Regions from separate parts of the Homo sapiens genome. Here region 2 is linked to region 1. The links are chromatin contacts, found by Hi-C or POLR2A ChIA-PET in ENCODE. All regions are on one chromosome and are shown on one strand. Each heading gives the region's core, a stretch centred on a gene start or an enhancer-like site at or near the end of the contact. The rest is flanking DNA. Distances are from core to core; before and after follow the strand shown. Region 1 overlaps LOC105370651 (a long non-coding RNA gene). Region 2 has its middle 80 kb from the start of LINC02325.

What was found. A loop is a pair of places that touch in the nucleus more often than their neighbours do. ChIA-PET counts read pairs that join two places held with the same protein, here RNA polymerase II (POLR2A). Pooled maps may share reads with other maps.
Region 2: a loop to region 1 is called in a map of natural killer cell, with 2.6 times the contacts of the local background. The contact joins two enhancer-like sites. A Hi-C loop is called at or near these places in 1 of 168 maps with a recorded cell type or tissue (natural killer cell) and 5 of 50 pooled maps. POLR2A ChIA-PET finds 5 or more read pairs at or near these places in 1 of 52 experiments (activated CD4-positive, alpha-beta T cell).

The regions. Positions count from the first base shown.
Region 1 is chr14:97,707,048-97,713,149 of GRCh38, reverse strand. It overlaps LOC105370651 (a long non-coding RNA gene), which reads right to left. Exons shown (of 5, transcript XR_944186.4): 2 at 5,175-5,357. Among named protein-coding and RNA genes, the nearest start is that of LINC02291, 23 kb to the right of the region's middle. RefSeq lists an enhancer at 1-828. Within about 2 kb of position 3,394, at least 4 of the 41 ENCODE cell types and tissues checked have a DNase peak (open chromatin) inside an H3K27ac peak, as active enhancers do; they include natural killer cell, where a contact is called at or near this core.
Region 2 is chr14:97,375,551-97,381,652 of GRCh38, reverse strand. No RefSeq gene overlaps it. Among named protein-coding and RNA genes, the nearest start is that of LINC02325, 80 kb to the left of the region's middle. RefSeq lists enhancers at 2,186-2,235, 2,326-2,385, 2,218-2,847. Within about 2 kb of position 2,297, at least 3 of the 41 ENCODE cell types and tissues checked have a DNase peak (open chromatin) inside an H3K27ac peak, as active enhancers do; they include natural killer cell, where a contact is called at or near this core.

The sequences.
Region 1 (6,102 bases), core at 2,145-4,644:
GTATGACTCATTCGTTAGTCTTTTTACCACTGGGTCCCAACTTTGAGCTAAGAGTCCCACCTTATGTTTGCTTTATTAACCTATTGGGGGAAGACACAGGCTTTGAAGACAGACACACTTGAATTCTAAGCCCAGCTATATCCCCTTCCTTAGCTCCATGGCTTTGGTCAAGTTTGAAACTTTTCTGATTTTGTTTTCTCCTTAATTGGGGGTATGAAAACCTCCCTTGCTGAGTGGTTCAGAGGGTGAACTAAGTTAATGTGTAGAAAGTACCCAGAATCTCATTAGAACACAGCTGTGATGAAAGAACTCTATCATCTTCCTTTCCTGATAAATCATGTCCAGAAATGTCTCTGCCCTCCAGAACCTTGTAATCTGAAGGGACATTTAGATTAATAAATGTTCAGATTCAACTTTCCTTGCTATTTCTTAAGCACCCACTATTCCCCCAACATTGCTCAGCAATTCCACATAAATTACATCACTTAAATTACAAAGGATACTGTTTCCTTTTAACAGGTAAAAGAGATGAAAGTTTTGAGCCATGATGAAGCTTAAGTATGAATGATACTAGCACATAATACAAAGCCCTTTGACTGAAAAGTAAAAAGAAAAAAATGCATGGAAACAGGCTGATAGTTGCTTCTCCATTGTCTACTGACTTCCCTTTGCTTGTGAATTACTAAATTCCTTATGAGAAGGTGAACTTACACTTCAAGAGAGTGCTCTGTGGTCTCAGCCTTTACCAATCACGTTTGCCAATTATTTGGTTTGAAAATAGTGAGTATAGAGTTGTGTGATTAGAAAAAGGGTCCTCACAGCCCAGCCTGATGGCACTGAGGCCCCACAAAAAGACAGCGAAGAGGGTCATATGGTGGATGTTAGCAGACCAGGAGACTATGGCTCCGCAGAGACGAAGATGCTTCCCACACCCTATTCTGCCTGTCTGCAGAGTCTATTTCTGGAACCCTAGGGTTACCTGCCACAGATGCTGTTGGAGCCCAGGTCAGGACACACATGTGCCCAGTGTGTGTCACAGCCACTCACATGACATGATGAAAGAACCATCACTCTGCTCCTTATATAAGGGGCTTCTGATAATAAGCAGCCTCAGAGATCTAATTATTTATCTGGAGGGAAAAAGCGATTGTGTTGGTTTTGCCTAAATGCTCAAAGTTTCATGAGGAAAATATTAACAAGGACCTGCTTCCGGGTTGCGGCATCTCACGGGGGTTGACAACCCTTCCCCCAAACTGCGGAGGGGAGGCAACAGGAAGGACCTGGGCATCCACAGGGAATAATCACATTTTGGGCCACTGTTTATGCATGTTGTCAGCAGAGAGAAGAGAAAAGCAACAAAATCTGCTTTTCATGGGCAGAAAGCAAATCTAATGTTCCGGTATTTACAACTTCAATATTGATAGAGTCTCTTGCCTCTGTAGAACTGAATCACAGGAAAACATGTAATCTTTCCTGGCCCTTGTTTGGATAGGGCAGAGATAAATTAAAAAGTTACTTTTTCCTCCCTTTACATCAAGCAGTACAACTTATTTCTGTAATCAACATCAGTGAGATTCACCTTTCGGGAAATCAGAATTTTCTCTTCAGCCACAAATCCATTTTAGGTAAACATCATTGACCACCCACATGTAGAGACGCTTTGTTGGGAAAATCACTTTCCCTTTTTTCCTTTTCTTTGTGATTTTGTAGCAATGTATGGGAGGGTGCATTCCACTAAGAAAGTCTATTGTTCTCTAGACTTATTCCACGTAGGACAATGGAATCGAGGTTTGTTTTGCTGAACATACATTATAATTTCCATAAATACAATTACATTCCAGTGGAAAATATTCTGCAATAGAAGTTCAGTCGCCTGCATAACTGTAGTGTTGGACATAGAAAATGAAGACCGTGTCATTCCCTGAGACGATCAAACGATTACTAAATTTTTTCAAGTTTTCATATTGAGGGGATACTCAGTCATTTGTTTAATAACTGCTCACCAAGTGGCTGTTACACGACAGTCATCGTTCTAAGTTCAAAAGGTACAAAGGAGACATCACTCCTGCCTGCGTAAGGTTTTCTGTCTGCAGAAAGAAATCAGATTTGGACTCAGCTCTCACACCTGATTAGCACTATGAATATCATGTAGGTGGGATTTGGAATGCATAGGGATCAAAGGAATGTGATTTAATCTTTACAATCACCTGGAGAGGGTTGCAATATTACTCACATTTTATAGTTTTATGGCTGAGAAAGGAAATGCTTAGAGAGGTCAAGCAGCAGCCCAAGGCTACAGCTAGAAAGTAGCAGATTCTGAACCTATATATGTGTGGCTTAGAGCCTAGGTACTCTCTTCCTTCAGGAGGACAAAAACAAGGATTGCTATGGTGTTTGCAGCTGTCCCTAAAATTGTCTTCATATAATACAATTTTGATGTTGGTGATACCAGGACTGGGTTTGAGTGTTTGTAAATGTACTGGGGTAGGTTAACCACAATCTCCTGTTATTCTTAATGGTATGAACATGTGTCTATTCAAAATCATTACCATTTGGAAACAACAGAAATATCCAATGCAAAGAGTAGGTAAATCATGTATCATCCATATAAAATCATAATATGCAGATATCTGACATATTATTACAAAAGTATACAAAGTTTTTAAATGAATATCAAACAATGAAATGGAATTGAAAGGTACAAAATTGTGTGTGTGTGTGTGCATTCACAATCCTTTGTAAAATGACTGTATGAAAAGAAATGAGAAGAAAAATACCTAAAATATTAACATGAGAAGTACATTTTAAAATTCATTTTATTTTTCCAAATGTTATCCAATATATATTCATTGAAGTAATAAACTAAAATACAAGTCATTTTATCAAAGCCATCTGTACTCACTAAGAATAGTCAATAAATCACAGCATTTTTAGACTTAATATCAGTCAAGAAGAGTCACTGTCAGCTTTTCTCCTTCTTGGTTTCCCCCTCAGGTGGTCTACAACTGATATTTCATGTCATATAAACACACTGAATTTTGCAATGAAAGAAATGTGTAGAATTGCAGTTGCATTGGAATATGATGGAGAGATGTATTTTTAAATATATCAATGTTTATCTCTCTCTCTCTAGCTATCTCTGTCCTATCTATCTATCTATCAATCATTTCTCTTTTTCTTAATTTTAAGGAACAAATAATTTACACTTCCTGAGCACTAACAGTGTCCCCGGCACTGAACTTGAATTATTGCACTGAATCCTCCTGACAGCCCTATGAGGAAATTATTATAGACACCCCCATCTAATGTGACATATGCAAGCCCACATTGTCAGCAAGGGGCAGAGCCAGGATGTGCATCCGGGCAGCCTCTCTCCACCCCTCCCCTCGCAGTCCCCATCAGTTGGTTTTGTTACTGTGCCTTTCTCTTGAACACAGCCCTTGGCGCTGTCCCTGGCTCATGGCGGACACTCAACACTCAGCCACGGTTGTTGCTGCTACTATTACTATTCACTTCTTATTTATTCTTACATCACCTTTTGTGGGTTGTTATACCCAGTGCTTTTTCTCCTGTTTATACCTGTTTGAAAAAATATAAAGAATCCTTCAATTTGAAGATTTTTGGTTTATCAAATGCAGAAGAAGGAAGAGGATATTTATATAAGTTTTTCAAGATGAATCTTTTAGAAAACCTACAAATCAAATATTCATTCCAGCTAGGGCAATAGAAAATATCTATACTGTTCTACAGTGAACTTCCCTTTTCTCCAGGAATGTCTGCTATGGAACGCGACCATCACTGGCAACTTCTACAGGAGGGCCTGCTTAACAAGCTTTACCAAGGTCCAGCCCACACTCTTTAAACTGGCCTAGAAGGTCCTTCCTACTCTGCCCCTAACTTCCCTTCCAGCCTCTCTTCCTGCCCTAACCCGTTCTTAATCCATCAATTCCCCCATACAGCCAAACCAAGCCATGCTCACTGACTCATGCCTTCCTATTTCGCACCTCTGGGTCTGCACAGATTCTTTGAGCTGACAGTGGACACATCCTCTAAGACGCAGTGGAAGCATGAGGTCTGGGAGGGGCCTCCAGACTCTGGCCCAGCTCAAGATTCACTCTTCTCTTCCTAGAGGTCTTCCAGTAGAGTATCCTTTCCCCATATGCTAACTAATATCCCTGAACAGCATCACCTTCTCTAGACTAGGAAGCTTTGGGAGCAGGATCTGAGTTCTGGGCATTCTCAGTGCCCAGCATGCCAGTGGCATATGGGTGGGGATTAATGAGGACTTGTTAGGGTACAACTTTGGTGGTCAGGTCAATGAAGCAGCATTGATAACTCCACTTAGATAAATGAAGCAAAAAGGGAAGTTTATCCTGAAGATAATGAGACGTCACAGGGAGCTTAAGAAAGGAACACTGGTAGTCTTCACGAATGGATAGAAAAAAGATCCTCATGTCAGGTGCTTTCAGGCCCTCTCAGCTTTTGTCCATGTCCCTTATTTCCTCTCCCTCTCTCTCTCTCTCCTTCCCTCCCACCATCCTTTCATGCCCCCTCCCCTCTCTCCTTTTGTTTTTCATATCTACTTGATAAGAAATGTGGTAGCCAACACTTCAGCCAAAGTCTTCACATATCCCTTCTCTCTTCCAGACTTTCTCAACAAAACTGTACCCCATTTCCCAGTTTCTGTCTCAAAATTTCCTAGATAAGCCTTAGATTGGCTTATTTGGGGTTGGATGACCAACACGAGACCAATAAAACAGCCAGGGGACAGAGTAACATTCTACCACTAAAGTGGATTTTAAAATAACAGTAAAGATATGGACAGTCAAGCTGGGCAGTTACTAGAAAAAACATGATGAGAAGCAAATTATAAAGATGTCCTGTGCAGGTGTGCATGCGCACACACACACACACACACACACACTACCCAAAACATAGTAGGCCTGCCAAAATATTTGTTGAATTACTAATTCAATTATTAATACAGGTTTCATTATTGAGGAATACGTATTCATAATGGTGGCTTTAGTCCTGGAAAAATTCTCTGCTTCCTGTACCCTCAGAGAAGGAAAATGAATTTTCACTGCAGTTCAAATGCTTGCTGGGGTCAAAACACTCTGTTATCTTGAACATATGTCTAATGATATTTGCTTTAATGAAGAGCCACAGCTTACCTCCTTCTCCACAGCACTTGATCTTGCATTTGGGGTGTGGAAGGTCACCCAGCGTGTTCTTGCCCTCGGCTTTGGCTCACCCTGCTGGTGACGAGACCACAGAAGGATAATAAAGAATGGGACCCAGCCTTCCATTAATAGTTTGGCTGGGTTTCCATTGCTGCCCTCTCTCAGCTTGTGGTCCTGCAATGAGTTTCAGTCAAAAGCAAAAGGGAAGTGGTTAGTTTTAAAAGGAGTATCTGCACTTTAACAGCCACTGGAGTCTCTGCAGTTTGCCCATTGAGTTGCAGTGGGGTAGAAACACGGAGCACAGACAGGCACCAGGGCATCGCAGTTACAACGACAAGCTGCAGAGCCAACCCAACTGGGTTCATTTCTGCCTTTTTTCACTTATTAACTTGGTCCATTTTCTTCATCTCTCTGTGTCTCTGTTTACTGTAAAATAGGCATAACAATAGTACCATGCCTACAGGCTCATTCTAGGGCATAAATGAATGACTGAGAGGGTTGACATTGTGCCTGGAACATAGCAGGATGCTCAGGTCTCAGAAGCATGGAGTCATAAACTCACTCCCGAGCTGTCCTTGCGCCATCTTCCGTCATATCCCCGTGTTAATAACCTAAATCTTCATGCCACAGGATTCACTGAAACCCATCCTTCTGCCTTCTCAGACACTCTGGTTGTTTGCCTCTCTCATACCTTGACCTCGAGGATGGAGAGGCTTGACCTTCTCCATCCTTCTTCCCTGATTCTCTTGTGACTTCTCTGTACTACCATGGCCATCTCCCACTCACTTCAATGTTCACACACATGCACACATGCACAGACTGGGCTCTGCTCCTTCCCTCATGGGTCTGCTGTGGTTGCAGATCCCACTGAGGGAGTGGGAAGGGCAGAATGAATTTACAACCCAAAGAGGAAGCACCT
Region 2 (6,102 bases), core at 1,048-3,547, 330 kb after region 1:
TAGAAGACAACAGATGTGACCATGTGTGACTTCAAGAACAAACAAACATAATAGCAAACACATTGCTTCCACTTTGTTCACTATAGAACAGTCATGCTTGGAGCCCAGAGTGGCCATGTGAGAAGCCTCAATATCCTTAGGCAGCCACGCTGTGAGGAAGCCCAGGCCACATGAAGAGGCTGTGTGTATGTTATCTCATCAACAACCCCAGGTACCAGGGATGTGAATGAAGATGCTACCAGATGATTCCAGACCTGGGCCTTTGAGTCACCACTGCTGCTTGAGTCTCCCTGGCTGAGGCCTCAGAGATCCTGTGCCATGGGAGATTGGCCTAGCTGGTCTCCTTTTCCAAATTCTTAACCAACAGAATGTGTGAACATCATAAAATGGTGGCTGTAAACTGCTAAGTTTAAAGGTCCAATGGGCTGAAAGTGTCCCCCTCAAAATTCATGTATTGAAATTCCAACCCCCAAGGTGTTGGTATTTGAAAGTGGGGCCTTTAGGAAATGATTAGGTCAAGAGCATGGAGCCGCATGAATGAGATCAGTGCCCTGAATAAAGGGACCCTGGAGAGCTCTGTAGCCCTCTTTCCCACATGTGAGACTATAATGAGAAGACGGCAGTCCGCACACCAAAGGAGAGCCCTCACTAGAACTGGCCCATGCTGGCACCTTGATCTTGAATTTCCAGCCTCCACAACTATGAGAAATAAATATCTGTTTTTTATAAGCCACCAGTCCATAGTGTTTTGTCATAGCAGTGCAATCTGACTAATGTGAGGGATGACTTGTACACACCGATAGTAACTGGAACATCGGCAGCAGAGGTTGGGCAGAGGTGTGTCTCTGGCTCTCCTGGGTGAGTCAGCACAGAGTTGCTCACTGCCGCCTCTTGAAAAGGTCACCTCCTCCTACTCTATTCAGCTGAATCTCAAGGCCAAGGTGAGAGAAACACAGTCACATTCCACGAGTGCAAAATAAAGGGCATTGACTCAAAGCAAGCAGTGCCCTGGAGGGCAGCTAAGTATGGTGCAGAGTGGTGATTTCGGTCTCAGAGAGACCTACAGATCTGTATCCAAGTCGCGCCTACATGTGTCTAGTTTCCCTGGCTGTGTGACCTTGGGTATGCAACTCAACTTCTCTGAACTGCAGTTTCCTCATCTGTACAGTGAGGGGGTAATTACTGTCATGACACAATCTAATGCAGGTCTGGGGTCTGGTCTTGTATGTAATTGTCTCTCAATAAATGGTGGCTATTCCCATTCTCAATATTTTTCAGCGTGGCCCATTATACATACACCCTAAACATCTGATGTTGAACATTGCACAGTGGATGTGAGATTCTGTTTCATCCTCACCTGGATGGGAGAAAACCACATTTGAGCCAGGAAGAGGAGAGACCTGCAAGCTCATGTATCAATTTAGTATCTCCCCTGGGGGGACCAAGAGGCTTAATGTTTGTAAAGTACTTTGAGATCCTGAAAGCAAAGACTTTATACAAATGTGAGATAATCATGATAATTAAACCACTGTTATTGAATACAGCGAGGCCTTATTGTTCCCTCATCCTGCAGTGAGCAAACTCCTGGCGGACTCTGTAGCACACTGAAGAGATAATTTGCTAAATCATATACCACTGCCCTGAAAGCCTCACCCACCTACAGCCAGGGACAGGCTCATACCCAACAATACCACTAATAGCAGACCCCTCTTGGTACAGGACTTTATAGTTTACAAAGCAGCTTCAGATAGCTTCTCCCACTCAGTGTCTGCAGGACAAGGAAGGATGGAAATAGGGAAAATTATACCCGCTTGATAGATGGGGAACTTGGAGAACAGATTTGTCTAAGGTCCCACAGCAAGGAAGGTTAGAGAATCTAAAATCTGGAAAACACGTTCCACATTTAGACCAATGCTCCATTTTGCAAATGAGAACACCGAGATTCAAAGAGGTGAAACAACTTGCCCCGGGGCCACGCGAGCCTGCAGGGCACCTTTGTGCAAACTGAAAAAACACACACTCCTGGGCTGACACACACAGTCCAGGTTTTGGCCAAAGGGTGTATTTCAGCCCCACTTGCCTAGCCTGGGGCCCCGTTTGTGATTCAGGAATACTGCTGTGTTTGAACATACAGGTTTTATTCTTATTTATATACGCGGTCAGCAGATCAGGAGATGATTGTTGTTGAAAGGTAGCTTGCTATACTCACAGACCGCAAGAGGAAGGGAGGTACCACACCATGGTTGGGGGGCCCAAGAGGAAGCCAGGGGCTGGTCAGGAGGCGGAAGGAGGGGTGGGAGAGAACACAGGCAAGAATCTTTACTGTGGTGTTCTCTGGAAGAATGGCAGGGTAGGCTAGACAGGTTTAGAAGTGGCTTGTTTGAATAAAGTGGGCTGTGGGGCATGGAGGCTACCCTTAGTTATTTAGTACCCACCCAGATGATTAGGGCAGGAGAACAGTGACCAGGAGTGTAAGCGCTGAATAAAGGAGGTGGTTGGGAGTGTGAGCTCCGATTGGTTGGTTTGCACATGAAAAGCCTGCTCCACGGGTAACTTACTTGCTATCTCTAGGACTTAACTAACCCTAGGAGGGGCAGTCTCTCCAGAGTCAGTAAGTATCCGAGATAGCAAAATATGAAAAACACAGAATAAAAAAACATTATTAGTATAGGCTGAAAAGGACTTTCACAGACCCGGGTAACCAACGCAACCATTTCAGATGAGAAATCTGAAGTTTGATAAGTGAAGTAACCAGGCCTTCACTGTCAATTGGTGGTAACCACAGTGATTTCAGAAAGAATGCTGACCATGCCCTGTGCTTACAGTCCTTCCTATTTTCATGGTTTGAACAACAGTCTCCAAGCACCTTAATTTAGGGACCATGGTCCTCAACCATTCCTAATCTCAAAGTTTATGCTCTGGGAGTTCAGAGGAGTGGCTAAGACATTTCTCTCACAGCTTGCTGTTTCATACCTTTGCTCACTCTCTTTCTGCCTAAAATTCCTTTCTACACCTTCCTGCCACAAGACCTTCTCTGTATCTTTTAAGACTCAGCTCAGAGCTGACTCGTTCTCAGAAGCTTTGGCTGAAGTCCCCCGGGGTGGACTTAGTGTCTTGACCTTCAGCTCCCAGGCACCTGTGCTCAGCTTGCCCATAGCCTCACTAAGGCAGTGACATTTTTTTGATGAGTTCCTGTCCTCCAGGAGACAGCCAGCTGCTTGAAAGCAGGGACCACAATCCACTCATCAGTCCATCCTCAGCACCCAGCATAATGGGTAGCCCATAGGAGCACTCAAGCATTAAACAAAAACACCACCTAGCAGAAAGTACTCCTATCCAGTGCTCCTTGCATTACACCACACTGCCGTGGCTTCTCTCTTCCTAGATATCCTCCATGAAGTCACTCCTCGATTCCCCTAAGAGCAGAAAGGATTATACCTTGAGCAACACTTTTCATAAAACATCTAGTTTAGACTTGTGCGATAGCTGTAATTGCCTTTGCTTGATTTTATTTTGTATTTTGTTCCTTTGTCAGAGTCAGCTGGATTTTCCAAGGGAGAAAAGATCTGCATTTCCAAACCATCAGCTCTAAATCGCACTCCCTTAACCTCCTTTATACCTGCATATGTACAACTAGGACTTGTTTGTCTGGGTGCATTTCTTTTCCTGCTGATTTAGAATCTACAAATAGATATCTTCTTCTAAAATATACCTTTCCCCAAAGCCAACTTACTGAATCAAACTCATTATCTTAAGACACCTCTATGGCCAAAGGTTATGCTTTTTGGAGCTATATTAATCTCTTTGTCTAAACAACACAGGCTTAATTGGTTTAGATCAGAGTTGTACTGTTTTGAGTAAAAGGGTGTGATTAATGTGCGCTAAAGGTGGTTGGACAGGCACAGACTAATTCAGTAGCACGCACAAGCCTCTTATCATCAGAGCTGACAGGGCTTGGGGAAACCTGCCCCCGGGAACAAGTTTCCTCTCAAGAAAAACAAGACCTGATTGGTCCCCCCAGACCAATCAGGGCACCACAGACATTTTCCCCAGCCTCTCTGCCCAGTGGAGAGGCCCAGCGAGTGCTTGGCGGGATGGAAAGAAGTTTCTACTCCACAGGAAGTCGGGTTCTTTTGGGATCGCCATACAGGAGACGAAGTCATTGCCCCTTACTTACTTTGTCTCATTTATTAATACTTTTAATGGCAAAACTCGCAATTACTTTTGCATCAACCTAATGGAACAATGTTTGATGACTCCCTGGCAAGGCGACTGGACTGCCTCTCTTCCTCTTGCCCTCCTCCACCCCAAATCCACGGGCCAGCCCTTTTTACCCAGCACTGAGCCCCTTAGTCTAACCTCTGCGGATTGCCTGTGTGAGGACCCTTGCCCCTGGTCCCAGATCTAGTTAAGGGGGCACAGCAAGAGACGTGAGAGCAAAAGCAGGGCAAGGACGGGAACGAACTTCTTCCGTAGAACGCCGTGGGTTGGATATGCGGCTACAGTCTTCCCCACACAGCACTCTGTCTGGGTCTGGGAAAGTGCTCCCTTCTCTTGCCCTTCAGACCAAGGTGTGGAAACAGCCTCTAGTTCTAGTCCCAGCTACTGCATCATACCTGGTTAGTTCCTATAACTTATCGCCCATCAGCTTTGTGCTAAAGGTTTTACATACATTCATTTATTTAACTCTCAGAAGTCCTACCACATAGATAGACACTGTTCTTGCTCCGTTTTACAGGTGAGGGAACTGAGGCACACAGAAGCTGAGTGAATCGGGGAGCTCCCCCAGGCCACCTGTCACCAGCCCTCAGGCTTTCACCCACATACATGGCAAGAGAGAAAGGGGAAGGAATTCCAAAGTGAGAAAACAGAAGAAAGAGAACATAAGAGTCTGCCACTAGGAAAAATCAAGAAACACTGAAAAGTCCAGTGAGGCTGGGAACGAGAGTGGGAAGTAGGTCAGAAGAAGAAGTGGCTGGGATGAGGCTGGGATAAAACTTTGAATCCCTCCTCTGCACTCTACATGTTTGAATCAACATGATTCATACTTGTTGAGGATGTCTTGTGGGAAGATGCAAGCAAATGAGATAATAGTCCTGTCCTCCCAGGGTAAGGGTGGAGACATGCACCTGCAATCCAATTCGGCTGGTGCCATAGGACAAAACGAACAAAGGACTATATGACTGCAGAGGCAGAAGGTTCTAATTCCATTTGGCAGGTCTAGAACTATGATGAGGCGGATGAGACATTTGCCTTGGGTGCAGAATTTGAGGGGGCATCAAAACACTGTAACCAAGATTAATGTTTGAATGCACTAAAAAAAATCAAAGTTAATGCAAAAAATCCACAGTGAACAAAAGATCAAAATTTTAAACAAAGACAGGCTCAGTCTCACTTGTTTTTCCCTTTGCCTTGGGCTCCAATATAGCTGAGCTTTTCTGATCCCATATTTATTTAAAATTTTGATCTTTTGTGCACGATGGATTTTTGTGCATGACAGATTTTTTTGCATTAACTTTGAATTTTTTAAAGAGCATTCAAATATTATTTACCTTGATGACCGAGTTGTTCAGTATTGTCTTCAATTTTGCACCCAGGATGAGTGGCTTGCTTTCCTCACGCTAGTCCCAGCCTGCTATCTGGGGCACTTAACCTTGGACTTACTGCTGTGGACCTCAGATGGTCACAGGTATAAAGTAGATTTGGTTTGCAGCATGGAACAATCACTCAGCAGAGTGGAGAATTGACCAGGGAAGGTCAGTAGGAAGAGGCAAAAGACAAGATGTTCCTGCAATATTCCTGCAGGTTCAGAGTTCTAAGAGAGTCAAGCAATTGCCCAGGTCCCTGGACATGGACGAAAAGCTTTTTTTGTGTGCATGATCACGGGCTGTTTCTTCACTTCTTGGCCTATTTCCTCTACCAAATTGTGAGCAGATGCGTGTTAAATTAGGATTAATGGAGCTCCTTTGTGATGCATTGAATTTGAACTGTGCACAGTAATAGTTTCATAACACATCATTCAACCTTTCTAAGAGGTTAAAAATTATATACTTAAAGCTTTAGCATATTTGTCTACAGTCTGAATGATTCCAAATGGGAATG